Linked DNA regions of Homo sapiens: regions 1 and 2 are each linked to region 3. The links are chromatin loops, found by intact Hi-C in ENCODE. Cell type or tissue: PC-9. All regions are shown on one strand. Links, peaks and the distances in the headings refer to the core of each region. The heading gives the core; the rest is flanking DNA. Region 1 has its middle 21 kb from the start of TGFB2-OT1. Region 2 overlaps TGFB2 (transforming growth factor beta 2). Region 3 has its middle 160 kb from the start of LINC02869.

Region 1 (10,817 bases), core at 1,467-9,466, 210 kb before region 3:
TATAACTTAACTGTATATTTTGAAATCACCTAAAGAGTGCATTGGATTGTCCATAACTCAAAGTGTAAATGCATAATCTCCATAACGTGCTTATTTAATGCCTGTATTAAAACATCTCATGTACCCCATAAATATATACACTTATTATGTATCCACAAAAATTAAAAATAGAAAAAGATGGTTATACATAACTATACACATCCAGTAATGCTGTTTGTGGGAAATTATCTTAACAAAATAATCACAATAGCTCCAGGCACAAAGATATTCATTACAGTATTAATTATAGTTACAGAAAATTAAGATAATCCAGACTCCCAAATATATGGATTTAGTTAGATGTATTACTTATGTAATATATATAGCACAGTATAACCCTACAGGGTAATATTACATAGTGGTTAAGATCACTTTGCATTAGAGAGATGGAAGTATTTTCAAGCTATGTTTTGGTGATAGTTGCACAGCAGAATGAATACGTTAACATTTGTCAAACTATACTCTTATGATTGAGTGAATGTTATAGTATGTAAATTATATGCCTCAATCGAGCTATTAAAATGCTATAGCAGAATATTTAGCAAAATGTAAAATGCTCACAATTGTTGGTTAAATTTTGCCAAAATCTCTATATAGAAAAATAATGAGACACATAGTAAATTTGTAACAGTTGTTACCTAAGAGCAGTAAGATTTGGTGACACTGTCATTTTCTTTTTTGTGCTTTTCTATACTTTCTAGATTTTCTATACAAATATTTAATAGTTTATCATTAGAAAGCAGAAATGTTACAAAATTGTTCATGAAGAATTGCTGATATCATACAAAAAATATATCTAGTTCGATTTGAAGTGGCAAGCAGTATAGAAAAGTGCATGCAGAGAATAGCTGAACCTTGAGAAGAGCAAACACTTCCATACTGCTTACTTTATCAGGCACTGATTATCAGCACTATTAAGTGCTTCGCATTTATTAATACACGTAGTCTTTACAACAACCCTATGAGACAGAGTCTATTACAGTCTCCATTTCTCAGGTGAGTAATGTGAGATAACCAGAGAAGTAGATGGGCCAAAGTCATACAGGTCTTAAAAGGAGGAGCTAAGAATACAAAAGCAGGCAATGAGCTCCAGAGCCTACGCGCTGACCTGCTGCTATGCAATGCAGCAGAGAAACGGACCAAAAGGCTCACCGTTCTTATCTCTGTGTGATGCGAGACTAGTTCTTATCTCTTTGGGTTAGTATTATTTTTTGCTTTACTATCTTCACATAGTAAACACACATTATTATACTGACAGATATATTTTATTCAAAAGATAGAATCATTAAACCACATCAATAACCCAAAGCTAATAAGCACTGCCTATGTCAAGGGGTTTGGTAAGGATTCCATATAAACGGAAAGGCCCTCTCTGTGTAAGGTAATGTGACAATTTTGCTAGCATTGTGTCAGCACAGTGCGGGCCCTTGATTGTTCTTGCTGACTTTCTGAAGAGCCACGGGGTGGAGGGGATGAGGCCTGAAAGGGAAGTGCGTGGAGCTTACTTAGGCAGGTGGCCAAAATGGCGGCTTGGCCTCTGCAGCAGAAAGACACCGGGCAAAAGTGCATCTAGGATATTTGGGAATAAGATTCAATTGTCTCGAGTCCATTGCCTTGAACCCTGGGTCTATTTCTCTTTTGTCTGTAGCCTGTCATCTGAAAAGTGTCGTGTTCCAAAAACATTTTATTCATTAAATTTAGCCCCTGCCTTCCTCTCCTAAAAGTGGATCTGTGTTGTCCAGGTTTCTGACGCTCCCCCTCCTCTCCTGGAAGTCCCCTGGGCAAGACAGGAGTAAGTGCAGTGGTCGAGATCATGGCAGCAAAGGTGACCTTGTCTGCAAATTGCACATGTCCTTCCTTGCCACAGAGATGGGATTCCAAAACAGACCCGGTAAAAGCCAGTTGAGGAGTTTCACAGAGTCACAGCAGGGTGTTCAGCTTTATACATAGTTGTGGGATGACTCACTACCAAATGCTTCCTAAAAGAGACTCCTTAAGTTACGGTAACATTTTAGAATGGTATTTATAGTGCCAATAGAAAATAGGAGGGGCAAGTTATTTGGAGCATTGCCTTTTTCTGCACACTCTCCTCCCTGCCAGCTATTTCTCTTTTTCAGTTTTCACATCTTCTTTGTCCCCTGCCTGAAGGCAAAGCCTGCAAGAGACAGCCTTCTGATGGCCAAGGGGCTCTGCAGCTGACCCCATGTACTGGCAATAAACAACCTTTCAAATGTTCCCATTATATCCCCCTCTGTCCCAAATCCCCACCCTAGCCCCTCCAGCTAGACCCTCCAATCTGCTATGCTCCTTCCAACAGTTCTGTTCTCTGTTTATTAACAATTCAGATGTACTGTCTTGAAATGAGTGGAAATGCCAGAGGTTATTTGTTCTGGTTTCCTTCCACTGTGTATGCTCCGTTTCCGTGGCTGTCTGTTGGTTACCTAGGATATGGCCAGGGGAGGCAAAGGATTGGCCAGGAGCTTGGATGGATTCCCTGGGAGGCTGTGGAGCAGGGCTTAGTGGTCAGTAGGATGCCCTAATTGAGTGCCTGATTAACGACTCAATGACCCCTTCTGGGCTGGGCTCACAGTGTCCTCTCTAGGACTCCAGGAGTTCCACATCCATACCCCTGTTTTGGCTCTTCTTCACTGGTATATAAATTTGTCTATCTGTCCACCACAAGGCTATAGGATTCTCTAAAACAATGATTATATATTATTCTGTGTTGTGCCTGGCACAGTTCAAAGCACACAAATGGTGCTTGATATATGTAGGTCAAATTCATACCTAAATAAGCACTTACTCTGGTTTTTCTCTTTTTTTAGTTTGAAATAATTTTGGCTTTTAACATTCCAATAATGATTTTGATGGAAAATACACCGCATATTTATTAATCACCAATTGCATCGAGACCTTTTTAGCTCTATTAACTTCTTTACCCTTCAAAATGACTTTATGATAAAGTAGATATTATTATCATCCTCATCAAATTACATATAAAATCACCATGTTCAGGGAGTGTAAGTAATTTTGCCTGAGATCTCTGTTAGGAAGTGGCGAAGCCAGGATTTGGGTCTCTGGGTGTCTTATTGCTTACACTGCTCCGTAAAGCCCCCAAACTAGACTGCTACCTATATGTATGCTTTAATCATGTGAATTCAACTGGAAAAATGTGCTGTTTTGAAAGTCACTCAAAGAGTTAATACTGGAAATAAATGAATGGCTATGTGGAAATTTTAAAAGTTTATTATCATGGAAAATTTCAAACATATACAAAAGTAGCAAGAAGAATACAGAAGCCTCATGTATCCTTTATTCATCTACAACTGCTTTATTTACATTATTCTTCACTTTCCCTTTTCCTCCACTGGATTATTTGGAAAGAAATCCCAGATAGTGACTCAATTGACTAAGATCTTTAAAATTGTTAACACAATGATATTTCTGCTCCTGGAACATAAACATGCTTAGACAATTTTGGTAAAACCATCCAAAGAAACTGATTCCCTCTGGTTGTTAGAACTATTCAGCTGCTGTGTGTGTGTGTATATATATATATATGAGTGTGTGTGTGTGTGTATACGTATATATATGTATATACACACACACATATATGTGTATATGTATATATGTATATACACATATACACATATATGTGTGTGTGTATATACGTATATATATGTATATACACATACATATGTGTATATATAAACAGCAGCCAAATGGTTGCTGTATATATATATGGCTATATATATATATATAGCCATATATATATGTGGCTAACCGTTCACTATATATGGCTGACAGTTCACATTATCCTCAGACCCTATTAGTTCTTCTATTAGTTCTTTAGAGTATGAAATATACCCTACATAAGTGGAAAGCAAGAGATCCTCTAAAGTGTACTCCTCCGTATTTTAGATAGACTTACATTTGGGAAATAAACATGTAATTTTGCATGTCCCAAGTGAACCTCAACAGAGTGCTCTAGATCAGCATAAATGTATTAAACTTTCAGGTGCTATTACTTTCTTTTCCGTTGCAGATTTTATATGCAGTATCACATAAGTGAGCTTTTTCCATTCTCTTCAACGGAGTCTCTGTCCATTTTTTCAGAGGCTGGTTGTTGGTAGTAACAGCAGGAACATCGCCAGCATTTTACCATGACGCCCTCAAGAGTTCAAGACTGGTTTGGAGAAACATCCAACATTTAAATGTGTATAGAAAAACTTTCAACCACCCCAGCAATTTTTACAAAAGTTTTAGGAGAAAGCCTTATCAAGAATGATCTTTTATCTGGGGGAAACTGTTACAATTTTACTCTTCAGCATGATTTGGGTTTTGATCAAAACTAGAGATTGTGACAGTGGGATTTTATGCAGAGGTCTGAGGTGTATATGCACATGTGTGTGCATGTTTGTGCACATGCACGAACATACCAGACCAAGCAGGTGGGTGGAGAGTGATTTGTAAAAGTGACAGGAGGGGCACATGAGTGAGAACCATTTTGGTGTCTGTAGCTTTATGTACTTGGGGATGTCAGGTCTAAAAATAACTCTCCTTTGGAACCATTGTTGTTTATCTGTATCCTGGGTTTTCCCATTCTTAAAAATACCCTGACATACATAAAAAGACTGTATTCCAAAGGTTAATGCCCATTAATCCGAAGGGAGTGGTGAGTAAATTCCTTATATATCAGTCTAAGAATAGGTCTTGGAGCTATTCAAGTGTGTGCCATCATGTGAGCAGTTTCTTCTTTTTTTAAAGGAAGCAAATGGTAATGGTTGGGGAAGAAAAGGAATAAACGGTAAAAAAAAATGGATAAAAGGGTTTGGATAAAATAAAATTTACCCTAAACATGTCTCTGTGGCTTGAAAGAATCACTGCATAGAAAAGGTTTTATCTGGGGAGGGGTTGTGGGGGGAGAAGTTGTCTGAGAATATTTTCCCCGCTGTGGCATTTCCCATTGGAGCCTAACCCAAAACTCTGAAAATCCAAGGAAAGTGAGCACTTTTATTTTATTTCTTTCTTTTTTAAGGCTGCTTTGCACTGTGATTTTTTTGACTCAAGGGATTCTGATTCTTTCCTCTGCATGCAAGGATAACAGGCCCTAGCCATGTCCAGCTTGCCCCCTCAACACAGGTCAGAATCCCTTTCGGATTTCTGTTTCCAACAGAATGTCTGGCAACCAGACTTTCTGAATCAGCGTTGTTTCTGCACCGCTGCTCCCGACACGCTGGAGGCCAGGCAAAGAGCAAAATACAAAGAATTGAAACTAATTCCGCAAGGCTGCTAAAGGTTTCAGATACAGCCCAGTTTCCTCTCTGAATCCGTTGTTCTCCTCTGTGCCCCTTTATGCTTCTGGGCACCACACTCTAGGCGAAAGAGTCTCCTGGGACCAACACCTAACCAGGTTTCCTCACAGTACCTGTTTGTATGGTGAGTTAAAAACAAGCAAAATTTAAAAACGGTGTACATCTGGACAAGTTGGAAAGGTCAAATGGATTTTTTTTTTTTAAGGATGTATTTCTGCATGACTCACTGGGCCTTCTCACTTCCTGCTAGAATTATTACAAAATATATCTGGAAGACAGTGAGCCCGCTGATGACTTCCCTTCACGGACTACACACAGGCCTGCTGTGGTATCAGGCGCCCCTTGGCCAGCTGCCCTCTTTCTTGGTCCCCTCTCCAGGGTCACTAGCAAAGACACAGACTGGCCACAGATAACAATTACTTCTCCCAAGCTGGCTTGTTCCATTAAGCATTTTGGGAAAACCAAATGGCTATTGATGATGATTGAGATTTTGCTCATGTGCAGCCCTAAAGGGCGGGAAAAACACCACTCTGGAAAGGTATTGGATGATAGCTGTGAATGACATTTCTTATGACGACTGCTATTTTGAAATGTGCTTTGTAATAATATTTCAGGCACTCAGTTTAAATTTCAAGTTCTCAAGCAAAATTATATACAGTAAGGAGGAAACTTTCTGCTCCCCTTGCAAATTTTTGTTGGTGGTATTCTCATAATTCTATTTTTTTTCTTATAGGACAAATTTATGTGTCTTCTGAGATATTATTATTATTATTATTATTATTTTTAGAGGGAGTCTTGCTCTGTCCTTCAGGCTGGCGTGCAGTGGCGCTATCTCGGCTCACTGCAACCTCCGCCTCCCGGGTTCAAGCAATTCTGCTGCCTCAGCCTCCCGAGTAGCTAGGATTACAGACAAGAGCCACCACACCCTGCTAATTTTTGTATTTTAGTAGAGATAGGGTTTCACCACTTTGGCCAGGCTGGTCTGGAACTCCTGACCTCAAGTGATCCGCCCGCCTCGGCCTCCCAAAATGCTAAGATTACAGGCCTGAGCCACTACACCCGGCCCTGAGATATTATTTAGATGTCTCCTGAGATAATTAGTTGTATGTTCCCACCCCTCCTCTTTATTTGTAGTATTTTCAAAGACAGATCTATTTTAAAATGTCACCAATTTAGATAAAGATGGGAACCTTTTAAGTACTTATAAAACATTAGTGTTCATGCAAAAAATAAATGTTATAACAACAGTTATGCTATATCCAGTCCCAGGCCCACCTCTTCTCTTAGATCCTCCTCTTGCCCAGTCCTTGGAATTATTTATTCACATCCAGTGCTGCCAGCTCACCACTCTGAATCTTTAGCCCTAACCTCTCCCCTGAGCATTGTTCACCCATCTCTAAGGGTCAGTTGAATAATTCACTTACATGACCAGTCACCTAAACCTTACGGTTCTCACCTGAGGTGATTTTGCCCCTCAGGGGATATTTGACAATTTCTGGAGGTTTTTTGGTTGTGGAAACTTAAGGGAAAGGTGCTATTAGCATGGTGGGTAGAGGCCAGGGCTGTTGCTAGATACCCTAGAATGCATGAGAAAGGCCCTCATGACAAGGAATTCTCTGACTCACAATATCCATAGTGCCTAGATTGAGAAATCTTGCCTTAATCTAAGAAGAAATTTATTCAGTTTTTCTCCTAAATCCCACTTTTTCCATTAAACATTTTTTTCTGAGTGGGGAGCAGTGGCTCATGCCTGTCATCCCAGCACTTTGGGAGGCCGAGGTGGGTGGGTTACTTGAGCCCAGGAGTTCAAGATCATCTGGGCAACATGGTGAAACCCTCTCTCTACAAAAAAAAAATAATAATAATAAAAATAAAAATAAATTAGCCTTGTGTGGTGGTGCACGCCTGTAGTCCCAGCTAAGCAGGAGGCTGAGGTGAGGTGGGAGGGTCACTGGAGCCAGGGAAGTCAAGCCTGCCATGAGCAATGATTGTACCACTGCACTCCATGCACTCCAGCCTGGGTGACAGAGAGAGATCCGGTCTCAAAACAAAACAAAAACCTTCTCTGAACAATTCTAGTTATTCCTTCCTTTGAACTCTACTGCGTATTTGTCACTAAATGATGTACTGCTCTATATTATTTTTTTGGATGTGTGTGTGTATAGTTCGTCTCCCTAAATGAATTTGAGATTTCCTGGCAGCAGGGCTTATCTCCTCTTTTCTTTTTGTGCTTTGAACTATGCCCACCCCAGTGCTCTGCACTTAGCATATACTCAATATGTTTCAGATAAATGAATATATCTTCAGTGAATGGTTGAATCCTAAAGTTTAAAGACGATACATTGGGGTGATGGCAAGGCTTTCCCAAGAAACTTAGACAAGGGGTAAGAAAGGTTGCTGTTAGAAATCTAAAGAAATTAAATAAGCATATAACAGAAATAGCGTGTCTTCTGGGGTTTATAGAAATAGTAATTAGATGTTAGTTAACTATAATCTTAAACTTTTAAATAAAGACATGCAGCACAAGAAGAAAGGAATAACAGAATTAATAATTTACCTTCAATCTTAGAGGATTGAGATGGCTGAATTTGGGGGACACATATGTGGAGGATTGTTCTCTGTGATATGATGGAAATTTTATTGAACCATGTCTTCACTTAGATGACATGATCCTTGAGACATTTCCCTTCCATTTGTTTCAGTTCCATGCCAACCAAACAACATTCAGATTAATAACCCAGTTTCCCAGCTGGGAAGATGGGAACGTTTCCATCAGCGTGTGCAAAGGGATACCTTAGCTAGGAGGGGCAAACATTCAAGACTCTGGACAGAGATATCACCCATAATAAATTAGTAAATTGGTCTTTTGGCTTATATATTAATCTCCTGTGGACTAGTGTGTGAGTGGCTCCCCAAGATTCTGACCATGTCTGGGATTATTGATAAGGTCCGTTTGCTGGGCTGCAAAGTCTGAGGGCCAGATCCTGGCTTGTGACTCATTCACTAAAGCAATGCCATGTTGAAAACTGCTTGACCAATGGCTAACTGGCTGTTCCCCTGTGACATCCCTGTTTTGCCCCAAGCCATTCTTCTGAGCTTCAACAAATCTTAATGATTTCATCCCAGATCCTGAAATTATCACTTTGTTTTTTAATCTCCTAAGTACTTTGAAAATTCCATTCATACTTGATTTGGAAATATTCTATCGGAAAAAAACCAAAATGCCCACATGCAGCTTCTTTTTAATAAAGGAAACGAAATGGGAAGGTCAAATTGCTTTTAGAACTTTTTATAGGCCTGGCAGCACTGGAGACATTTCATCATTGAAGAACGTGTGACAAGTAACTGGGACCATTTGCTGAGGGTTTCTCGGGGACAGACCAAGAATAGCAAAAGAGATCTTTTCTAAAACACTCCATGATTTGATTCGGTTTTCCTGAGAACAGCTAGGACTAATTAGAAATAACTTACAGCTTGTATTAGTTACATGTGAGCATTTGTTACAAGCTCTCATATGCAAAACAAAGATTGAGTTCAACTTGATTCATCACTCTAGTTCTCTTTCCATGTTCTGCTCACATCTTTTCATTTAATTGCAAGAGTTTCTTGTTTAATGTCATTAATTAACAGAGGAAGTTGGGATGAAAATATCTTGAGTGCTCCACCTAATTATAATCCCAGTCATGAATGCTGGAGAAAATGTGGCTTCTTACTAAAAGGAAAACAGTCTAGAACAATATTATGCAGTTTATAAATTCCACCGAACCGCTGTACAAATAAACAATGCTACTGAATCACACAACAAATCATCTCACAATTAGGCCACACAAGACCAGCTGCTTTATAAAGGAGACTGTGAGCCCAAGAGAAGGACTTTGAAGATAAATATTGCCATATGTGAAAAGGGAAAAAATTCCCAACAAACCTTAATTGCACGGAGCTTCATTTTCAAATGCTATTTGCCATGGGAATAAAGGATTTCGTGTTGTGACCCGTGACTATTGTAAGCATCATCTAAAGTGTGGGAGATAGAATGACGGATCTGATTGGAGGCCCTGTACGCCTGGCTACATGTGAAATGTGCCTCCTTGCTTCATCTCTTCTTCCCTTTTCTCATCCCACTGGCATTTCTCAACACTCAACATATACAATTGATTTCCCATTAATTTATGTGGATTGTCCACTTTGTACCTCAACTGAAGAAAAATGTGAAATGCAGGCTGGCCTCTCAGAACTATAACTTGGTGGGTATCCCCAGGGCTCAGACTTATTTTAATATTTGTTAGAGTTCAGCAAGAAGGCTATCTAAATTTGATGATCCATTCCAAAGCTAAGCATTAATGCCCTCGCTTAACTGCAATTCTTAGATTCTCCTTGCATTTGACAGTAACTGCAATTCTTGGATTATGCTTGTTATCACTTCCTTTTTTTTATACCCTTGACAGTGACTGCATTTTTATCTTCATTTCTCATTTATGTCAACTGGTAGCCAGAGTAGGACAATCATACAGGAAAAAAGAAAAAAATACAAATAAAAAACCTAGAGAAATCCCAAGATACTAGAAGCTTAGGGAATAGAGCCAAGATTTGCAGGTCACAGCCACCATCATGAAGCCCAGAGTGTAAAAGTCACCCAGAAGACTAGAAGGAAAATTCAAGGGATAGCTGACTCCATTTTTAATATTTTAATCTTTGTAAATGCAATGCTAGAACTTTTTAGAAGAAAATGACGTCTTGTTATTCTTACGTATATAATGTTGATGAGGCTACTGTCTCTTAATTCATAGGTGTACAACCTTTCCACTTATAGGGAGCCTTCCTTTGGTCCATGATGGGTGAAGTAGCAACATGGACATTACAGCTGTGCTTTTTCCAGTGTCGTCTTTGCACTCTGTTTCCTGCAACATGTTTTGTTTTGTTTTGTTTTGTTTCGTTTTTTGTACTTCATGAAGGAATTTCTTCTCTCTCCTTTTATTTTCTGTATATAAGTTCAGGGGTCAAACCTGCCTGAAATAAATTAGAACCTCCCAAAAGGACAACCAAGCTTATCAGATACCCATAGTTTATAAGTGTCATAATATGATGCAGAATGTTTTGAGGTTGGTGATGGAATAAATGTTATGTTTTTTGAGCAATTACCATCATCTGTATAAAGTTTTATTTTAGAAAGCCTAAGAAGAAAATTAAAAGGTCAAGAAGAGACCAAATCCTTTATTCTTTTACTATGGGAATGTGTCATTAACAGAAAAAAAATTGTGAAACACTTATTTACTTTAAAAGATACTTAGAATTTAAATTATATATAATCTGGGAGATCTTTTCTCCTGTGTAGTTAGTTACTAGTCACAGGTCATTATCTCCAAGAGTGTAAATCAGACTTCCTCTATTGTTATTTTCTCAGAAGCTGCTTAAGTCATAGCTCTTCCTTTAATTCCGCTTTATACTCGTAATTAGAAGTGCTAA
Region 2 (10,817 bases), core at 1,039-9,038, 310 kb before region 3:
ATGAGATGAAGGGGAGGGGCTGGTCGAGAGTAACTGCAGAGGGTTTGAGGAGTAGAAATGATATCAGAGAGGGGAAGCCACACTAAGGCCTTGGGTAGTTGTTCACAGTGCAACATATTCTCTCAGTGAGTTAGCATCCTGGCTTTCCTGGGGCAACCCAGTAACACCACTTCAGTGATGTGGAAAAACATTGCTGTCCAAGAGGAATTGAATTCACTGGCTTTAGTGTCTGTTAGGAGGGAAAGCCTCATCGTGCTGAGAAAGCGGTCCTCCCTGGGCCGGGACCATCCCTTCATTCTCTCAAATGAACGCTTGGATTTGTTACTGCCTGATAAGTCAGAAATGTTTGGCTTAGATGTTCCCTCAACCACAATGACTTGAGGAACTTAAGGCAAATGGAAAATGCTTCCTGGATATTGTAAAGTCCAAACCTTCTGGAAATAGTTTGAATGCATTTCCATCCCTCCACAGGCAGCTGTTTTTCTCTCACACTAGCATGTTCCACTAGCGTGTCCCCGTCCCTCAGGCCTTCCAAGCTATCTATATGTCGGTAATTATGAAACAGGTTATTTCTGAAGAAGAGACGCTGCGTTTCTGAAGAAAAAGTCATGGAGTAGCTATTTAAGAATAACACTGGTCTTTTGGAGTTGTTGTTTCAGGAAGTACTGTAGTATCTTTTTGGTCTTCTGAAAGAAAAAGAAAAACGTTGTGACTGTGACTTTGGCTCTGTTTATTTTACTTTTCTTATCTAACCCACACGACACTGACAAATACCACATCTGTCTTGACAAGCTAGTTTGCAAATAACTATTCATTCATAATTTTAGGCTATTGTAAGAATCCTTATTTGTTACTTCATCTTGTAAGCAAGAATGCAAAATTTGGTTTTGAGAAAGACACTGAAATGACCGCAAGTCCACTGGTCTTTGCAAATCTCTCCATCTGAAAAAGATGACTGTGTACTTTTTAGTGGATTTTCAGAGCTCTAAAATATTTATTGTTGCCAAAACATAGATGGGAATTTTCTGAGAAATATAATTTAATTTTAAAGTTTTGGATTCATTTCAGTGTTGGTAATGTCAGTGCTTCTTAGACCAAGTTTATCAGGGATTTTTCTGTTTACACCAGATGTAGCAGTAACTTTGTCATTTCTTCTATTTTGATTTTTTTAAAATATGATCATTTATTCCCCTATCTATTGGCTTAATCTCATTTTCACTTATTTTCACTTTTGCTTTGACATCTTATGGCAATATGACTGCAGTTGTTTCTACTTCCTTTATAGTGAACTCTTTTTTTTTTTTTTTTTTGAGACAGAGTCTCGCTCCGTCACCTAGGCTGGAGTGCAGTGGTGCGATTTCAGCTCACTGCAAGCTCTGCCTCCGGGGTTCATGCCATTCTTCTGCCTCAGCCTCCCGAGTAGCTGGGACTACAGGCACCCCCCACCATGCCCAGCTAATTTTTTTTAGTAGAGACGGGGTTTCACCGTGTTAGCCAGGATGGTCTCAGTCTCCTGACCTCATGATCTGCCTGCCTTGGCCTCCCAAAGTGCTGGGATTACAGTCGTGAGCCACCGCACCCAGCAGTGAACTCTTGTAATAAAACTGCTGGCTTAGAAACTCCAGAAAAGTGTGAATGACTTATTCTGATTCTACTTTAGACAGATAAAGAAACAATCACAGATGGAGGACTTTTCTGTGCAAAGGATGGGTGGTTTGGTCAAGGAACGGTCCCCCCAGAGGTCAGTCAGGGCTTTCTGTGGGGAAAATGTTTCTACATTCAAGTTCATCCTTGGCATTTTGGGCTCTGCAGGTTAACGAGAGGGAGACAGAGGAAGGAGTGCACCAAACCTCTGACTCCTACCTGGAAGTAGCCAAGCAGAAGCAAAGCTGAATAATAGCCATGACCTCAGGCTCTGAAGCAGGAGGTTCCACCTTCAGATGGATCTGTTAAACTTCACCACCCTGGGTTTCTTGTACCTGTCTTCACTGTTTTCTGTCTGAGATATCTTGAGGCATTTTTAAAACATTAAGTTGTTTTGGATAGTAATTTAGTCACTCATTTGTATCTCTTCATAGTATTAAGCCTTAGGTTATTATGTGTGTTAACTAAAATCACTGATCGGATCTCTAAACTAAGTCCTGAACTGCCATGATTCCACCTACTAAACTTACACTTTTCTTCTACGTAGAATGAGGTGACCGGTGCTAGTTTGTCCTGGAGAGAGAGGTATTTCAGAAGAATTCCACTGTCAGAAAATATCACCATCAATAATGAAACTATGTGTGTAAAGTCATGTCTAATTTTATTAACTGTTTGTCACAAGTACTCAGATTATAGAAAGAGGGTCTTGATCTAAGCTGACCCTGAATTGTTATACATTTGGATCAGTTTTCCCTTTCTTGCTGAGAATTCTCTAAGAAGAGTAGAAACTCATTGTAGTTCAGTGTTGGGAGGAATGATTGTACCCACTTACAGAGTTGCTATATCACAAGAGAGATGCATTGTTTGTTTGTGTGGAGAGGCTGGAGGGATTAGGGCAGGAGCTTATTTGATAGGGAGTTTAGTTGTACATTTGTAAGACATCTAATTTTACTTAAGATATCATTGCAGTAAGAATGGCTTTATCTCTATCCTATAGACCCTCACAGTAGACAAAACCACTACCTACTCAGAACAAATAGCCCTTATGAGGGAATAATTTTTCCTTGATTCACCTGATTGGATTGTTTTGAGGTCAAATGAGGTTCTGTAAAAGGCCTTGCTAACCTGTAAGGCATAATAACCTGTACCAGGGTTCTCAAATTTTACCATGCAAAATAATTACTGATGTACCTTTATAAATGTAGATTCCCAAGCCTTTGTCAGCCACTCCAATTCAGATTATAATTCAGTTCGTTTTAAGATGGGCTCCAGAAACCTGCATCTTGATAAGGCGGCCAGGTGATCCTTGTGCAGATAGTTCAGAAACATACTCTGGAAACACTGTGTATTTTTGTTTTGTTGCTTTATTTCTTAGCTGTGTCATTGCAGGCAAAAATAAACCCCAACATTGTTACAGTTAATTAACTTCCTAGTCATTTAATTACTTTGTAAATTACCCATGCGAAGTTTTAATTCTAGGACTGTTTCTATTTTATGACTTGTGTTACCCATAGTCCCCCATCATAAATTAGTGAGTGCCTGCGTTCTTCTAAAAATATCAGGTTTCTCACATGCACGTAGTGAGGGGAACAACACACACTGGGGTCTGTCAGTGGGGATGGGGTAGGGAGAGCATCAGGATTCATTGCTAATGCATGCAGGGCTTGATACCTAGGTGATGGGGTTGATAGGTGCAGCAAACCACCATGGCACACGTTTACCTGTGTCACAAACCTGCACATCCTGCACATGTATCCCGGAACTTAAAATAAAATAAAATAAAATTTAAAATAAAAAAAGTTATGTTTGTAAGACTATAAATGCCTCAGATTTTGAGAATTCTTTACATTTCTTTGTTACAAAGCCTTTTCGCATATATCCAAAGCCTCACTGTTCTAAACAGAGTGTATCCATACCTCAGTGCTGCTTCAATGATGTAGATGATTGAAAACTGATTTTTTTTCCTTTTTCTGAGACAGAGTCTCACTGTGTCACCCAGGCTGGAGTGCAGTGGTGTGATCTCAGTTTACTGCAACCTCCGCCTCCTGGGTTCAAGCGATTCTTCTACCTTAGTCTCCTGAGTAACTGGGACTACAGGCACGTGGCACCACACCCAGTTCATTTTTGTATTTTTAGTAGAGACGGAGTTTCACCATATTGGCCAGGCTGGTCTCAAACTCCTGACCTCGTGGTCTGCCTGCCTCGGCCTCCCAAAGTGTTGGGATTATAGGCGTGAGCCACCGCGCCCGGCCTGAAAACTGATTATTTTAAAACTAAGGTTTGCTTTCTGTAGACTGAACAATCATTAGCATCCTTACATCTCTATCTCATTCATGGTCTTAACTTCTAAGGCATTGGATCAGCACCAGAGCTCCCTGTCCTCCTGCCTTACTTAAAAACAAAAAAGAAAGAAAGGAAAGAAAAGAAGGGATTTTAATGCTGTTTTATAGCAGAGTGAAAGTAAACCAAAGGTGCATACTTGAGAACTGCAGGCTGGAAATTGCAAGTGACAATAATTACCTCATCTTATTCCCACACAGACTTCCTATGACCTGGGTGACCTTGGGATCTGAATTCTGTTTAATAGAATTGTCCCTCTTCTGCACCACGGCGTACACTGGCCTGAAGAAGGTGCTGTTTCCCAGGAAAAGCACTTAAATCCCCCCAAGAAATGCATAGGGCCATAGTTTGAAGAAAAAGTATTGCTAACCAAGTGACTTACTCTGCATATTCTACCTTTCTCTGGTTGTATTCTTTGAGATTTTTATTTAAGATAACTTTCAGCATCTCTTTTTAAAGGTCAGATACGAATGAGAAAACTTTGTCTGACTTGTTAATCTTGTGACAAACCGTTTATATCCAGTGTAGCTTCCTGTCTTTGCTGACTGGTTATTTGAGGGAATTTTCTTCCTGTAAGACTGTGGAGAAGCCTCTAAAAATAAACAGCATGGTTTCTTATTGGTGGGAACATATGTGAGCAGATGTCAGCTGGAAGCAGCATATGGTGGCAACATGATAGCAGTATGTGCTTATAGAATCCCCGCTGTTGGGTCTTCGTCTTCCATGCCACACTGGCCAGTCAGAGCCCCATATCTCAGTTAAAGAGTGTTCCGCCTAGAAGGTGTAATCCACACATTTGTGAAAAATCTGCCACTGGGATCTTGATAGTGGGCTGAATATTGGACATGGTAAGTTCCAGAGTATGGAAAAAGTCTTTGTTATCCATTTAAAAATCAAGTGATAAGAGGCACACATATGGCAAAAATAAAAAATAAATCAAGAGAAGAGTCCACAAAGCCTTTGTCTTGTGTTGAAAGAAGTTTTCAAGTCAGGTCTGAATAGTGGCAGTGTTACTTCTAGAAGACGTGCTCTATAAACATGGAAGGTGCATGGACTCCCAGTGTATGAAAGGAGCCAGGAAAGAATGATATTCATGCCAGGCCCTAATAGGCAGTCAGGGCTTCTTTTGTCACACAAGTTAGACAACTGCTCATATTCCTTGACCACCTTTTGTCTGTCAGTCTGTTTTAAATATATCATCTCATTTCAATTTTATAAAAACCCTCAGAGGCAGGGTTACGTCTGCCTCATCTTACAGACTTCTCCATGGATTCACAGGAAATCAGTGACAGAACAGGGGTTTGAATTAACATCTTCTTCTGCAAAAATTCTATATTTTTATTGACCTTACCACCAATGGAAAAAGTTTTGAACACTCAGCAATATTTCCTCTTCAATTTGAGATATTTTGTGGGGGAGGGGGTGTGCTTTCTTTTCTAAGAATATGGTGGGCAAAATACAAATTGGGTTGCTGTTACTTTAAAGAAAGTGAAGTTCAAATTTTCCAGATGTAATAACTATTGTGGAAGATGCGTTTAGTCCATTTCAGAGAGCTCTAGCTTTTTAAACTGTAGGTAAGTAGCCCCAAACCAATATTCACTTGTATTTTTGACTCATTCAAGAAGGAGTTTTCACATGCGGGTTAGAAATGATGACAGGTGGTTTTAAGAACACTGAAATCTAGGCCAGCCAAATGAAAACCAAAGTTTTATTCTTAATCGGTAGACTGTCTTTTGTCAAAGGAGGTCAAAGCCTTTCTTATTCATCTTTAATATAAATCAAGGTATTTATTTTACCGTTTCAGTATGTAAATTGTACTCTGTTATTTTAACATTAGAACGTGCTAAAGGGAAAACTGAATTCAGGAGTCTGACTGCTGGTTAAGGGATGCCAGAAGATCTGGGACTAAAATCTGGAATCCTCCTTAGATCCTCAGTGTCTAATCCCCTGGCCCCAGGTAGCAGGGACCTTATTTCTGGGGAAATGATAAGAACATTCAATGAGTCCCTCTTCTACTTTGAATCTTTGTATAGTTCTGTGCCAGGCATCTCTTCAGTAAAATAGCTAATGACTGTGCTTTTTAAAACTCCTAGCTGTCTGCCCAGTTGTTACAACACCCTCTGGCTCAGTGGGCAGCTTGTGCTCCAGACAGTCCCAGGTGCTCTGTGGGTACCTTGGTGAGTACACTTGTCTGCTTTATTCCTCGTTTGACATAGTTATATCAAATCCATCTTTAGTGTTTGTCTCCTGTGGGGAACTTGCCAGAGGCAAGATGAGATTCTGAAATGCAGCCTTGTACCTGAGCGATCACAAAGGTGCCTAGAATTTTTTTTAGTAAGAGTTTACATGAGAAAAACTGATGAATAGCTTTGAAGTAATGCAATGACTATATTGCAGCATGTAAAAGAATGACTTGTGGGGATGAGATATGTGTTTTAGGGGTCACAGAGTGATTTGACATACACCTTTCCTGATCCCCATGGAGGCCACTCTCTGGAGGGTTGGACAGCATGGCCTGAATGTCAAGGGAATGTTCCTTTTTATATCTTTATTTGTATCTATGTTCTTGTTCTTGACACATAGTAGTTGCTCAATTAATGTTTCTTGTCCTGAACCAAAGTGAAAGGAGATTTTCTCTCCTTTAAGGTTCTAGAGCAAGCTTGTCCAACCCTCGGCCTGCATGCAGTCCAGGATGGCCTTGAATGCGGCCCAATGTAAATTTGTAAATTTTCTTAAAAAATTATGAGATTTTTTTTTGCAATATTTTTAAAGCTTATCAGCTATCGTTAGTGTTAGTCTATTTTATGTGTGGCCCAAGACAATTCTTGTTTTTCCAGTGAGGCCCAGGGAAGCTGAAAGATTGGACGCCCCTGCTCTAGAGGGAGACCTGTCGGGGAGTTATGCTGCTGATTATTTGTGACCTTTGTATTGACATGTCTCGTTTGCTTAAGGAAATGGATCGTCATGGGTCAGGCCCTCAGCCAACTGGACCTGTGAGCTTGCCACTTGCTCAAACCACTTAGCCCTGACCCTCGGAGCAGGTGCAAGCTCCTCAGAGCCAGCACCAGGTGTTAGGCTGAGGGGTACAAAAGCCAGAAGTCCTCAACCCTTTCTTATTGGGAACACTGATTAATTCAGCCATTTATTGAATGCTTACTATATGCTGGACGATGAGTCCACAACAAAGAATAGAGCTTGGGTGATCCTGACGCTCAAGGAATTCAGTGGCTAAAGTTATCCCTGAACCATGCTCAGGAAAAAAGGAAACAGACTTGCAATCCTGGCATTGGTTCACTGCATATTTTTGAGGCCCTGAGAAGGTTTGGATTATGTTGATTCTAAGTGTGGGTGGAGGTCCCGGCTAGAGACAAAAGAAATGTTTTTATTATCCTAGGAAAAGCCTAGGTCACTGGATACCCTATTCTGCAATGTATCATGCCTACACATTGTTGGTTAGAAATCAGTATAGTTTATTTACAGTGGCCTAAGCTGGGGTTTCCTCAAAAAGAACTCATTCTGTTGAGAATATACGTTGATTTTAGTACAGAGAGCCTCAAAGTGGCTACAAGCTGCAATGTGAATAAAAAGAGTGAAAAGTTTAATCATGCCTTTAAAGCTCCCGTTTGTGAGTCATTACGTTTTGTTTTTATACTCTAAATTCTAATTTTATTTCACTAGCTCAACCAAGGAGTTAAACATCTGATTTTTTCCCCCTAGCTAACTGGCTATTTGGAAAGGAAAACGGGAGGGAATGAGAGAAAGAAAACATTTGTTGAATACCCCCTATGTCCCTGGTACTTAAGACACATCATCCTAATTTTCCCCACATTGGTTGGTCAGGGAGGGCCAGAATGACGATCCCCATTTTTTAGGAAATCGTGGTTTGGAGAGGTAAACACCTTGTCCTTGGTCACAGAGCTGGCTGGTGACAGAGCCAAAATCTGAATTCAGGTCTGGCCCAGATGCCACCATACCACAGAGACCCCAAACTTTTCCCCCCTTTTTTGGCTTTTCCTTTGGAATCCTGTCCTGTTAATTTTGTAACTTTCTTGCCTACTACTTGGGATTAATTTCCTTTTCATCTTTTCCTCCCATAGTAAACAAAGTGAGAGGCCTACCCTGGTTCTTCGGGCGGTTTTTCTTCTCAGACACTCCTCACTTGGGGTTATTTTCGGTCACTTAATTGCTGCGAGCTTCTGTCTTCCTTTGGTGAAAAAGCATTGGAAACCCACCCTGCTCCTCAGCGAGTCAGGGAAAATCAGGAGTGTCTGAGGGTGTGGAAGGGGAGATGGGGCGCAAGCTCCACATAGATTCCCATAACAGTGGGAGGCTCTTCCACCTTGCCTAGCTCGCAGGCTCTGGAAAAACCCTGCAGACCCCTTTCAGACCTTCCCTGCAAGGCTGCTGAGCAGTGGGGCTCTGCATTTTTTTTTTTTTTTGTCTCTGTTCTTAGAAATAGTAATTGAGTAAAAATGTAAGTGAGTGTATGCCAGGGGGCAGGCATCCAGGGTCAGGGTGAATTTCTCCATGCTGAGTGTGATTCTGAACACTCGTTAAGTGAAGTTGGCCTGTGCCAAGCAGCTCCAGGGCCATCCCTGTCACCTTGCGTGAACCGCCTCTCCATTCCAAGGAGATGTTGGGAGCGGCTGAAGTGAGCGTGAGGCCTGTGGCGCCTCTTGCTTTTCTCACTCTAACCTGGGTGTTGTTGATAACGACGTGTTCTGACACTGACAATTGGACTGGCAGCTCTGATGCTGCATCAGCTTTAAATTAAATACCCTGGAGGAGAAAATAGTCCATGCTCCTCACAGCCATGTGACTGCGAAATCATTTTTCTCTTTTCAAGCTTATTATCCCCAATAATATTGGTTAAGATGTGGTTAGCCTGCCTAAAGGTTTTCCTATTAAGACATAAGAATCCAGTGTGTAAGCAGTAGAGATAAGTCTCTCTATGAAGGAATGGATTAATAGTCATGAAGGCAAATATAATTTTTTAAAAAGAGTATTTACTGAATAAGAGGCTTTTAAGTAACTTGGTTAAGATTTAAAGGTGGTATTTCTCTCTCTCTCTCTTTTTTTAGAGACAGAGACAAGGTCTCTCTGTTGTCCAGGCTGGAGTGTGGTAGCATGATCATAGCTCACTGTAACCTCTAACTCCTGGGCTGAAGCAATCCTCCCACCCCAGCCTCCTGAGTAGCTAGGACCACAAGTGTGCACCACCACACTGGCTAATTAAAAAAAAAATTTTTTTTTAGAGATGGGGTCTTGCTATATTGCCCAGGCTGGGCTCAAACTTCTGACCTCACACAGTCCTCCTGCCTCAGCCTTCTGAAGTGCAGCGATTATAAGACATGAGCCACTGCGCCTGACCCGAGGTGGTGTTTCTCAAAGTGTGATATGCATTTCTGTCTCCTGGGACATCCATCAGATTTCTTGGCCCCATTTCAGAGCTGCCAAGTCAGAATCACTGGGGTGGGTGGAGCTGAGGACTCTGCACATTTTAAACAGGCACTGCAGGTGCTTCTGACGTCACTAAAGTTTGCAGCTGCTCAAGTCAAAGGATGCTCTGATTATGCACATCTGTTTACTCAGTCATACCACATGGATGGATTCAGATCCAGTGGACTCTCTGTTTGATCAGCTGGTCCTTCAAGTGTGACCCTGAACCTACAGCCCCTGTGGAGTTTTTGCCACGTGCTTTCCATTTTCCCAAATGCAGGCAAATATTGAGGTAGTTTTTAATAATATTACTTGTTATTAAGAGTACCACACATACCCTCTGCTCACTGTTCATCACAGAGGAGAACAATGAGTGTGCAAGGAAGTAAATTAATCGTGTGTGGGTGTTGGATGTTATGTATTTCTGCACTCAGATGCCTTCAACCGGGCAACGGTGGAGTGGGGAAGGGACTTTCAAAGCTAGTGTTTAATGCATAAGTGACACATACCATGTATAAGGTAATATGTAATTCCCTGAGGTAGCATTTGGCCAAAGCGCTGCTGACCTCTTGGTGGCCTGAATCGTGTTCTGAGACATTCCATGGGGTAAGGACCTAGCAAACAATGGAATGTAAACTTTACTATCTCAGCCAAACTCAGCTTTGGGTAACTGCAGGTTTCTCTTTCCAAACAGTGTTTTGTTCAACCAGAGGCATTAGAGCAGGCAAGAATCTGACCAACCTATTAAGAAGCAAAGTTAATGATAAATCACTTGGTATTTTCTTTGTGCAACCCTGTGCCCCCTGGTATTCTGATGTTTTTGAACCACCTAATACTTTGAAGACAACTGTACAGTATGGATATTCTATAACTACCGTAGATTTTTTGGCTATTGAACTATTTACAGAAATACCCAGTTCTCGTATGTGGTCTACATCACTAAATAATCTGATTGAAGTGTGAGAAGAATGACTTGATAGTGTTCATTTTACCTCCGCATAAGTCTTCAGTTAAAAGAGCTGTACATTAACTGCAAATACAGATATAATTTTAAGATAAATGTCAAATGCATGTAGAGACCTTTGGAAGAGAAAGGTGAAGAGAGGACGTTCATTTTTTTTCTTCTTCTTCTTTTTGAGATGGAGTCTCGCTCCTCGCTCTGTCACCAGGCTAGAAGGCAGTGGTCCATCTCAGCTTACTGCAACCTCCGCCTCCCAGGTTCAAGCAATTCTCCTGCCTCAGCCTCCTGAGTAGCTGGGACTACAGCCGCACGCCGCCACTCCCAGCTAATTTTTGTATTTTTAGTAGCGACAGGGTCTCACCATCTTGGCAAGTATGGTCTCGATCTCTTGACCTCGTGATCCGCCTGCCTCAGCCTCCCAAAGTGCTGGAAT
Region 3 (10,817 bases), core at 1,185-9,184:
TTAGTTATGCTTTTTCTTTCTCTCTCTGTCTCTCTCCCTAGGGGAAGCCAGCTGCCATGTTGTGAGCAACCCTATGGAGAGACCCTCGTGGTGGGCACTGAGGCCTCTGCCAGCAATAAGCTGAGGAGCAGATCCTTTATCCCACTCAAGCCTTTGGATGACTTCAGCCTTTGCCAAGACCTTTGAGTGCAACCATATGAGATAACCCAAGCCAGAAGCACTAGCTAAGCCACTCCTGGATCCCTGCTCCTCAAAGATTCTGTGACATAATATACGTATTTTTAATTTAAAGTACAACACTTTGGGGGTGACTTGTTATGCTGCAATAGATAACTAACATGACCATATAACAATAGGAATAATAACCAACAAATCAGGTCCCTTTTCTTCATCAGAAGGATTTCATGATATTGCTCAGGTCTAGACTTGGGTATGGCGATTCCAATGGAGTGACTTCATCCTTCTGACTCAGCATCTAACTTCTGATGCTACATTGTCCATTTACTGGAAAACTTGTTGCTTATTCCATGTTGCCTTCATTAATTGCCACTACTGATACCTAGTACACCAGTCTCAAGAGCAGCTATTCAGAAGACAAAGGTCTCTGATAGAAACAGATGTTCTGTTCATCTTTTTTGCTGCTTATATTAAACCATTGCAACAGATTTGTTGCCTTGATTCTGATTGTAGATGTTTTGCACAAATTATATCCCTTTTTAAGTGGCAACAACCACTCCTAGAATACATACACAGCATGATCAAACCCTCATCATTTACACCTCAGTCCTGAGCCACTTGTTTTTTTTTGCTTTTTGTTTTATGTTTTTTTTTTTGAGACGGAGCTCGCTTTGTTGTCCAGGGTGGAATGCAGTGGCGCGATCTCGGCTCACTGCAAGCTCCGCCTCCCGGGTTCACGCCATTCTCCTGCGTCAGCCTCCTGAGTAGCAGGGACTACAGGTGTGTGCCATCATGCCCGGCTAATTTTTTGTATCTTTAGTAGAGACAGGGTTTCACCGTGTTAGCCAGGATGGTCTTGATCTTCTGACCTCGTGATCCACCCGCCTCGGCCTCCCAAAGTGCTGGGATTACAGGTGTGAGCCACCGCGCCTGGCCGAGCCACTTCTTCCATCAGCCCGATTCCTTACCTTTTTGGCCTTTTTTTCTCACCACTGGGTCCTTGTCTTATCTCTGCTTCCCTAATTCTGGTTTTCTATTCTTCAGTAAATGTCCTACTCCATCTCACTTGGTTCTGAGATCTTTCTCTCCTGGTGCTGTCTCCATTGTAGAGAACTGGCCATATATTCCTTGACACTGTCAGTCAGACTCAGAGAAAGTCTAGCTCTGTTGTTTGTTCTCACCTTTAAGACATTGCCTCTGAGTGTCTGGTTCTAAACAATGCCCTGTCTCTCTTGATTCTTCCAGATGCCCCATGTGGAATTATTCAGCCATCATTAGTCTGGGCCAGGGTGGCTTCTGCACCTGTCTTCATCCTCAGATATTTTCAGCTTTATCTTGTTGTTTATATCAGAAACCCTTGTTGTTGATGATGTTCTTTTCTAAATGTAGACTGCAATGGTTCTCAATCATGACTGGCGTTAAAATCTCCTGAAGAAAAAAAGAGAATGCTTACATACTATTGGCGGTAATGTAAATTAGTTCATCCACTGTGGAAAGCAGTTTGGAGATTTCTCTAAGAACTAAAAACAGAACTACAATTTGATCCAGCAATTTCTTTACTGGGTGTATATCCAAAGAAAATAAGTCATTCTATGAAAAAAATATACGCACTTGTACATTCATTGTAGCACTATTCACCATAGCAAAGACATGAAATCAACCTATGTGTCCATCAATGGGACTGGATAAAAAACATGTGGTACATGTACACCATGGAATACTATACAGCCATAAAAAAGAATGAAATCATGTCCTTTCCAGCAACACAAATTCAGTTAGAGGCCATCATCCTAAGCAAATTAACTCAGGAACAGGAAACCAAATATTGCATCTTCTAACTTATAAGTGGGAGTTTAATATTTGGCACTCATGGACATGAAGATGAGAACAATAAACACTGGGGACTACTAAAAGGGATGGGAGGAGAGTGAGCATAGAAAAACTAGCTGTTGGGTACTATGCTCACTACCTGTGTGATGGGATCATTTGTATCTCAAACTCCGCATCAAGCAATATAACCATATCACAGACTTACATGTGTACCCTCTGAATCTAAAATAAAAGGTGAAATGGTTAAAAAATAATATCTCCTGGAAACATTGAAAAATAGTCAGATGCCCAGATCCTATTCCAGATCAGTCATAAATATTTATGAAAAGCTTCCAGTTGATTTTCCTGAGTATCTAGGGGATAGAACCAATTGTATTCAGTGAGGGCCAAGAAAATTGTAATGCTGTGCCCACTAAACAAAAACCATCTGGGAGCCAGATTCACACTAGGGTGGCCAGTTTGTGACCTCTGACTAGAGGGTGTGTTGACGGTCTTGCTGGGAAGCCAGGGGCTTTGTTTGTGTACTCCCACAAGATCCTCCAGATGGGTAAAGGAAACAGTGAGCAGAGAATTCAGAAGCAATTAGCTAGTGCATACGCTTCCAGGGCAGCCCTGCTCCAAGAGGACATCTGATAACCTGCAGATAATTATAAGTTTATGGCGAACAAACTATTGCTGAAAGATGGCATCGTGCACAGCTGTTGTTTAGACAAACCCGCTGTAGAGTTTTGGACTTGGCACTAGGAATCCCTAACCGTGGCTAAACAGAAAAACTCTGTTTGTGCAGATGGAAATTCAAGATAGAATGAGTGTCAAAGCTTTAAGAACAAAAGAAACAGAAGCTTGTCTGTTTTGAAAAGAATAAAAGTGCTGGTGTATAGTGATATAGTTCTTAATCTACACATGTGAATGTCCATATGCTACTGCAGTTGTTAACTCCAAATCCAACATTAAGAAAATGGATTTGATCTTTGCATTAGTGTGTAGAGCAAGATTCTCAAACTGAGTAAATTATAATTGCTTTCCAATCTATCTCCCTTAACATGTTTATACATAGTGTTTATAAGAGGTGCTAATAATATACATAGCAAGTGCTTTCTGATTTCTTTTTAACATTTTAACATAGCTGTTTAAGAAATTTTAATATAATCTCTGCTATGCTGATTAACTGATAGAAATGGTATTAATGACTTTTTAAGATTTTAGTTCATTCTATTCATAAGCCAGATGCACAAGGATTAAACTGTATCCATAGTCTTGAGGAATCCATAATCAAAGAAAATTTAATATTTAAAATTGGAAGTATTTAAAAAAATTTATCAGTATTCCAGCCTCATTCTAATTGGTGATTCAACTTATTGGGGGTAAGAGCACCCAGTGGGGCACATGGGGTCTGTCAGTCCTTGAGATACACACAGACCTTTTTGAATCCCGGCTTCATCACCCACACATTATGTGACTCCAGGCAATCACTCGACCTCTCCCACTGAGTGTCTAAAAATATCACAATACCTGCTTTCCCAGCTGATTTTTGTTATAATCAGAAACTGTAAATATAAAGCATATCATATACAAGGTACTGAGTGCACACTCTGAGCAGATACTTGGTTAAGTGCAAGGCAAAGAACAAGAAGCGCAGGGTACAGTCTGTCTTCTAGCAGCTGACAATATATTTGAGACAATATAGGCAAATGATTAAAAGGAAATTAATTAAAAATACAGGGTACTTGCATTAAGTATTTAAGTTCAGATGAGATATCTATCTTTTATAATTTGTGTATCTTGCATCTAATATGCCGTAAAGTTTCCTGTTATTAAATAGATCCTTTAACCCTCACCCTAACTCTAACCTCATGTGTAAAAAATATATAGTTTAATTTCATCCTTAACATAATCATTAAGAGACATCACTTTATTGATAAGAAGTAAGTTAAAAATTTTATCGTAACGGTGAGATATGTAATTCATCTATGTCATTAGTCAGAGGTTCAAATATGAATCAACTAAATGCTATTTGTAATACAGATGGGATTAATAATTCCATCTATATGTTAATAATATTAGCCTTGAGACAGGCGAACTGCAACTGTCAATCTGCTGGTATCTCAGGCCAAGTGGGTTGAGATCTAGAGCAAGTAAGCCCCAAAGTGTGCGTATAAGTCAGGTTTCCATAACTACCAGTGGTTTGGTAGGCAGGCTACTTTCCAAGGACTGATCTTCAGTACAAAGGTGGTCAAAAGGCTGCTGGAGCAAAAGGTAGGTGTGAATCATCCTAGGTGCTAGTCAGAGTCAATAAAATTAATATAACCAAAAACAGAGCAGGGATTCTGGACATACAAATTCAGACAGAAAATAGGAGGTTTAATTTCTTTCCTTTTCTGTGAAATTGGCCTAAAATGAAAACTTTTCATTTTGCATTAATGACAGTCTAATATTAATGATGGGTAAATTTCATGACACTTTCACAAAGATAGACTTTATCTTCATAAAATTATTAAACTTGGTTATAACATTAGCGAGTGTTCAGTCAGTGAGGTTATGGGTATATGTTTTCTATGTTAGATTTTTGAAGATAAACCTCCAAAGATAGATTTAAATCTATGGTTAAAGGTAATGTCATAGATAAGTGACATGATTCATGGTCATCTCAATTTTTGCTGTGTCCTCATGATACAAATTGCTTTGACCACTTTAATTAAAATGGTGTTCAATAAAATATTGGGGGCTCTATAAACTAAGCTTTTTGATGTAGTATAGAGCAAAAAAAGAAAAAAAAAAGATAGGCTATGCTTTTCTTTCATTTTGCAGCCACAACAAGAATTCTGTATCTCAAAATTTGAAGACTCATGGATACTCATGAGTACATGAATAGTATGGAACTCAGGACACACAGATTTTCTTCAAAGATACAATTTCTGAAAGCCTGGAGGTCTTTAAAGACAATAAAATAATCCCTTAAAGTATTTTTCTTTAATTGTCTGAACAAAAATGTGTTGTGCTCTTAGAGGAGACACTTTTAATGTCTGAAGAACATATGAAACCCAGTGCCTTAGAACAAATTCGAATTCAGAGGGAAGGTAACTTTATTTGGAAGTTATAGTGTCCTGAAACTAACCGAACTTGTGGAAAACAAGCAGCCTTCTTTCCCTTGGAAGGCCTTTGGGAAAATATGTCTACAAGTGTCCCTGTGGAGTCAGTATTTCGGAGACAACATAGGAACCACATGTCCTTTTCCTTGCCTGTCCAGCGATGTCTAATGTGGGTGTTCATTGAGCCTGACAACCAGAGTGTCCTTAAAAGCAGCTGATCTCATTCTCTGTGGGCGCTGAGTTCCTCGTTCTCAAAGTCAGAAGTCATGGATGAGTCCAGAAGCTCCAGCCCTGCCCCATGACCCACCTCTCTGCCTGACAGTCTCGGTGAGAGAGCCAGAGCCAGAGCCCTCAGACCCCTGCTGCCATCAAGCAGCGGAACAGCCTCTTTTGTTATCAGACGGCTCCAAGAATGCGGATGCAGCAGTTAGCTCACTCTCTTAAGCCTCTTGTGGTTAACATGAATAGCATTCTTTCAATTGCTGCCGATATGAAATATCCTAAGTCTTCAAGTCAACAATTAAAAACTCAAGGTCATATTTTTACAGGAGATACTGAAAATATTTGCATTTGGGAGGTAAAACATTTTAAATTGGAGTGGTATGTGTATTTATTCTGCATCTAGATGTTGTAAAATGAAGTAGAGGTTTGTCAGTTATTCAGGTTTTATGAGGCTGGAGAAAGTCAAGACAGATGATATGCTCCCCAAATAAGATCGATCTATCTATCTATCTATCTATCTATCTATCTATCTATCTATCTATCATCTATCTGTCATCTATCTATCATCTATCATCTATCTATCTATCTATCTATCTATCTATCATCTATCTATCATCTGTCTATCTATAAAGATATATATATAAAGATATCTATCATCTATCTATCAAGATATATATATCTATATATATAAAGATATCTATCTATCATCTGTCTATCTATAAAGATATATATCTATATATAAAGATATCTATCATCTATCTATCTATCTATCTATCTATCTATCTATCTATCTATCTATAAAATTGCAGAGGCTGACTACTTAGAAAATAGTTATTTTTGGTTGCGTAAACCAAAATGAACTTATCTTCTTTATCCTTCAGTTTTCCTATAGAGCATAATTTAGCTCTTGAAGATGAGCATAATTTTTACTTCACAAAGTTAGAAAACCCTACCCCTCTAACTTTCAGCTTTTATATCTGTAAAATGAGGTAAGACTACTACTTACATAGCCTGTCTCATCCTGTTTATCTGCAGGTATTATAGAAGCATAGCCAAGATGTACTAACATGCTCTCTGGATTTGTTTTCTCAGAAGTTTGTGTTTTCTCCTTTTTTTTTTTTCAAATCTGTGTCTCCACCCCAATTTTCCACCACTTCCCTGGAGTACTTTTTCCATAGTCACTCTTGTTAAGATTCTAACAGTATTACCTAGCCTCCCACTTTCACTATTCCTTGGAATGATCCCTTTCCTCAAGCTAATTAACTGCCTCTGTACCTTTAAGGGTCAGTTTAAATATCACCAACTCTAGGGTCCCTGAGAGCCCCACCAGCCCCACCAGGTGTTACACTCCTACTATCTTCCATTAATTCCAAGGACCCTCCATGCATTCTGTGCATACCATTTCATGGCACTTATGCTGAACTGTAATTTCTGATTTACATGCCTGACCTGACCATATTTATAACACTATATATATTTTAATACTGAAAGTTCTGGCAGAGTACTTACTTGACACATAGTAAGTGCTTATTAAATGCCCATTGAGTCAATCAATCAAATAAATAAAATAAGTGAAGTATTTTGTGCACCATTTGATTCTAAATACCTGCCTAATTTCATTTTTTTTCTAAAAATTATTGATAAGTTAGAACATAGGGGAGAAAGATCCATTCATCAGACACTTCTCAATACTGTTTGGAAGAGCTGACATGGAAGAATGCAGGAAACTTGTTTGCATACTGTGTCTGTGCACTGAACTCCCTATTTTGTGTAAAATATAAAAGTAATAAATTTGAAAGTAACATGCTAATATCTCCAGATCTTCATGGGTTGATAAATGTATTAAGGTGACCAACATTACAATTGCCAAAGTAGATAAATTTATTCCTTTTAGGAAGCTGAACAGTAGTCCAAGTTAGTTTAGCCACCAGGAAAGAGGTTCTGCCATGGAAGACAGGGTGGGAAGAATGCCACCATGGACCAGCAGCAAAGTCTTGGATACAGAGGGCCCAGACCTAGAGAGGTAGGGAAACAATATGTCTTAGTGTGCCCGGGATCATCCCTGTTTATACAGGCTGTTTGAGCATAATTATTTGTAGCACTCTGTTTCTCTCTTAAAGGTGTTCCAGGTTGGAAAGTAGTTAGAAGGTAAAAAAAGATGGATTTATCTGCTCATGAGTGCTCTCATCTTATTTCTTTCCCTTGTCTACCAAGGAAGAACAACACTTACACTACATTAACTAGACCATTTTGCATCAGTGGGTAGTTATTTCATTTTTAACTGGTCTAATATTACTTCTATCCTTTCTCTTTATAAAATAACTTGGAATAAACTCTATCATTTCATAAATTAAATTGTGTGAGTAAAATTAATGGTAATTTTACTGAAATCTAACCATGGGAATTTTTTGTCCTTATTTTTAGTCATTTTGTTCAAACAACTTAGAGCTGAAGTGGAAGCATGCAGACTTTTCCCAGAGATAAATTCTTCCTGCTTGACCTTCCAAAATATTAAGTACCTGTAAATTTAGAGGAAAACTGCAGCAGAATCAGGATAGGCACAAAAAGTAGCATAGAATAATTCCTTTTAGATGGCCATTCCTGTCTAAATTACAAGTTGAGTCTTCCCAGTATAAAGAAACAACTAATTGTGGTTGGCCTCATACATGGTTTGGGCTGAGGTTGGGGAAAGGATAGCCGCAGTGGCTGTAAACTCAGCAGCTAAATCGAGCTCTTTGGGTTCAGTGCACGTGGACAAATGCTCCTGCGAAAATCCTCAAGTTTAAGACGCAGGGTTTTCCCCTTTAACGGGCAACAGTCTGCCATTGAACTGAGAACCCAAAGGCTTTGTCAGGCAGCTGGAGGATTTGTCTGGTACATGGAGAGGAAACAGACAATGGCGGAAGCAGCTCAGATAAGTTTTGGAGAATTTCAAAAATGTGAGGGATCAGAATCAAAGTGTTCTAAGGAAGAAAGAAAAACCTGCTGCCCTTTTCTCATTTCTTATTCAGACTATAAGCATGAATCTGAAATCCTCTAAGCCTGCATGACTAGCCCTTCCTTACTCCTAGTGGGACACATTTTCAGAAGCTCCTTTTCATCTTTTTTTTTTTTTTTTGCATTTGACTACATGCATTTACTAATGAGCATATACAGGTAGAGACCTGCAGTCTCAGAACACCTAAAAGTTTCCATTTATCTCAGTCATGTTTTTAATTATCACCACCTGTTTTCCATTTCCATGTATATGAACGTAATCATAAGACCAATATTCTGTAACATATTGGATAATTGCACAAACTGCTGTGTAGGCAGTCAAAATGGAGCTTTTCCCCGGATAGATGGTAAAGACAGATAGTTCTATGTAAGAGCTTGAAATGTTTGTCTGATGATGGATGAATGAAAGTACATATTGGGCGTAGCAAAGACTAGTTAAGGGTGTTCATAGGAAAGTGTGGGATGTGCAAGGTTAGATGTATGAAAGAATACCTACACTTCACACATACACCTATGCACATCTACACCTCTATCTACACATATACCAATGGCTCCATGGGTGCTCACGAAATTAGTTTCATAATTCCGTTCTCAAGACCCTGTTTCCCACAATGTGCACAGGGAAGGCTGAGCCACCATTACTAAAGATTAACTCATCTTCAACAATAGCCTTTTTATCAAAAGGAAAACAAAACAAAGCAATCCTGCAGAGAATAATTCAACCATCCTTATGTTTTCCTTCAGATTCCTCTTTCATTCTCCACAGTGGCCATTTAAAATATACATGTTCCTCAAATTTATTTACCTATTATCTCCCCTTTCCAAAAGATAACCTGACTTCCCAATTTCCTACTTTCCAGGGAAGGTGGGTGAACTATGATGGGCTCTCCGTCAATCTCTACCCACCAATCTCGGGGCTTAATAGACCACTCCTATCATCTCTCTCTCTCTCTCTCTCTCTCTCTCTCTCTCTCTCTCTCTCTCTCCCCCATTGTAACGGAAGAGAAGTAACTTCTTTTAAAGACAAGTATCTCATAGTTTGTTCTGGATCTCATTCTCTCTTGCCTTCTTACAGACACCTTCCTCCTTTTATTTCCTCATTCACTTTACAGAAGCTGTTTACTATAAGGTCACCAACACCTTCTTTTGGAAATTTATCAGCCTATCATACTCACTTTCTCCAAAATATTTGACACTGCTGATCACTTATTCTTACTTGAAATTCCTTCTTCTGTTGACGTCCATGATACTAGGATACCATGATCCATGTATGTCATGTATGTGCAAGCGTGTGTGTGTGTGTGTGTGTGTGTGTGTGTGTAGCCCCTTCTCTTGTCAATCTTTTTGTCTATTTGGAGAATTCAGAAAAAAATAAATTCTTTGATAAGTTAGAAAGTAATAAGGCAAGAAGTAAAGCAAGGGAAAGAGATAGGAAATGCTGGAGTTGAGGAGACTCAAATTTTAAATAGGGTGGTCAGAAAAGTCCTCACATTAAAAGAGAGAAAGAGAGCAAGCCATGAAGCTGTCTGTGGAAAGAGCTTTTCAGGCAGGGGGAGCACCTGATGCAAAAGTGCTGAGGAGGGAGACATTAGAAGTTTTCTAGTAAAGGAGTGACATCATCTGACTTATATTTTAACAGCATCACTCTAGCTGCTCTGTTAAGAATAGATAATAGTGGGACAAGAGCAGAAGCTGGGATGCTAACTGGGACGCTACTATAATAATATGTTGTAAGGGAAATAGTTGTGTTTTAGGTGGGGTGGTAGCAGTTAAAAAAAGTATTTGGAAGTGCTCAGATGCTGTATAGCTGGAGGTCAAACAAGTAGATGATGAAGTGGTGGTGGGGGGATGAGAGAGACAGAGAGACAGAGAAAAAGAGACAAGGAGACAAAAAAGTATGACATCAAGTCTTTGACCTGAGCAATTGAAAAGATTAAGCAAAATAAGGAAGACTGGGAATAGAACAGATTTGAGGGGAAAGATTTTAAACAACTTGAAAGGTCTGAAATTTTACACCAAGCTAACAAATTGGCCTGGCAGAAGACAAGGAACTTACGGCAATAGTGGTAGCCAAATCATGTCATGTCATGTGCAGAGGAGTAAATAATTTATTATATTTTCTTTAAGAATTCCTGTAGGATTAAAAATACCAGATTGCATAATGTGCATATTTGGAGCCTGGAACTACTGCAGCTAATTTATTGCTGTAACTAATCAGTAACTACTAATTTAAGAGCAGCCAGCCTGAAACAGAAGTAACACCTGGGGTGGGTGTAGAGACTACAGAATATGATGGAGGAAGTGGAGTAGAAGCTCGGAGCAAATTATTTCTAGAGCTTATATATGTCTGGAAGATTTTCTTCCTTCTTTTCTAGTAAAATTTCCATGAATAAATTTCCTTAATGATTTAACCCAGTTTGATTTAGACTTTCTGTTGGTTGCCTCCCAAAACATTCTAACAGATGGCAATCTATCTATCGATTGATCAATTGATTGATGCCA

Evidence for each region. Peaks named below come from ENCODE experiments on the same cell type or tissue, not always from the same donor. Only the 100,000 strongest peaks of a DNase experiment are listed, where the experiment ranks them.
Region 1: it touches region 3 in a loop (5-fold over the local background); 2 of 110 quality-filtered maps call a loop at or near these places.
Region 2: a loop joins it to region 3, with 16 times the contacts of the local background. A loop is called at or near these places in 4 of 110 quality-filtered maps.

The regions. Positions count from the first base shown.
Region 1 is chr1:218,458,116-218,468,932 of GRCh38, forward strand. No RefSeq gene overlaps it. Among named protein-coding and RNA genes, the nearest start is that of TGFB2-OT1, 21 kb to the left of the region's middle. RefSeq lists enhancers at 1,064-2,063, 1,812-2,106. In PC-9, for the core only: no CTCF peak of the experiment used is centred there; a DNase peak (open chromatin) is centred at 1,996; H3K27ac peaks cover 544 bases.
Region 2 is chr1:218,357,257-218,368,073 of GRCh38, forward strand. All of the region lies in intron 1 of TGFB2 (transforming growth factor beta 2), which reads left to right. Among named protein-coding and RNA genes, the nearest start is that of TGFB2-AS1, 17 kb to the left of the region's middle. In PC-9, for the core only: a CTCF peak has its summit at 4,258; no DNase peak of the experiment used is centred there; H3K27ac peaks cover 711 bases.
Region 3 is chr1:218,669,150-218,679,966 of GRCh38, forward strand. No RefSeq gene overlaps it. Among named protein-coding and RNA genes, the nearest start is that of LINC02869, 160 kb to the left of the region's middle. RefSeq lists a silencer at 5,178-5,472. In PC-9, for the core only: no CTCF peak of the experiment used is centred there; a DNase peak (open chromatin) is centred at 5,522.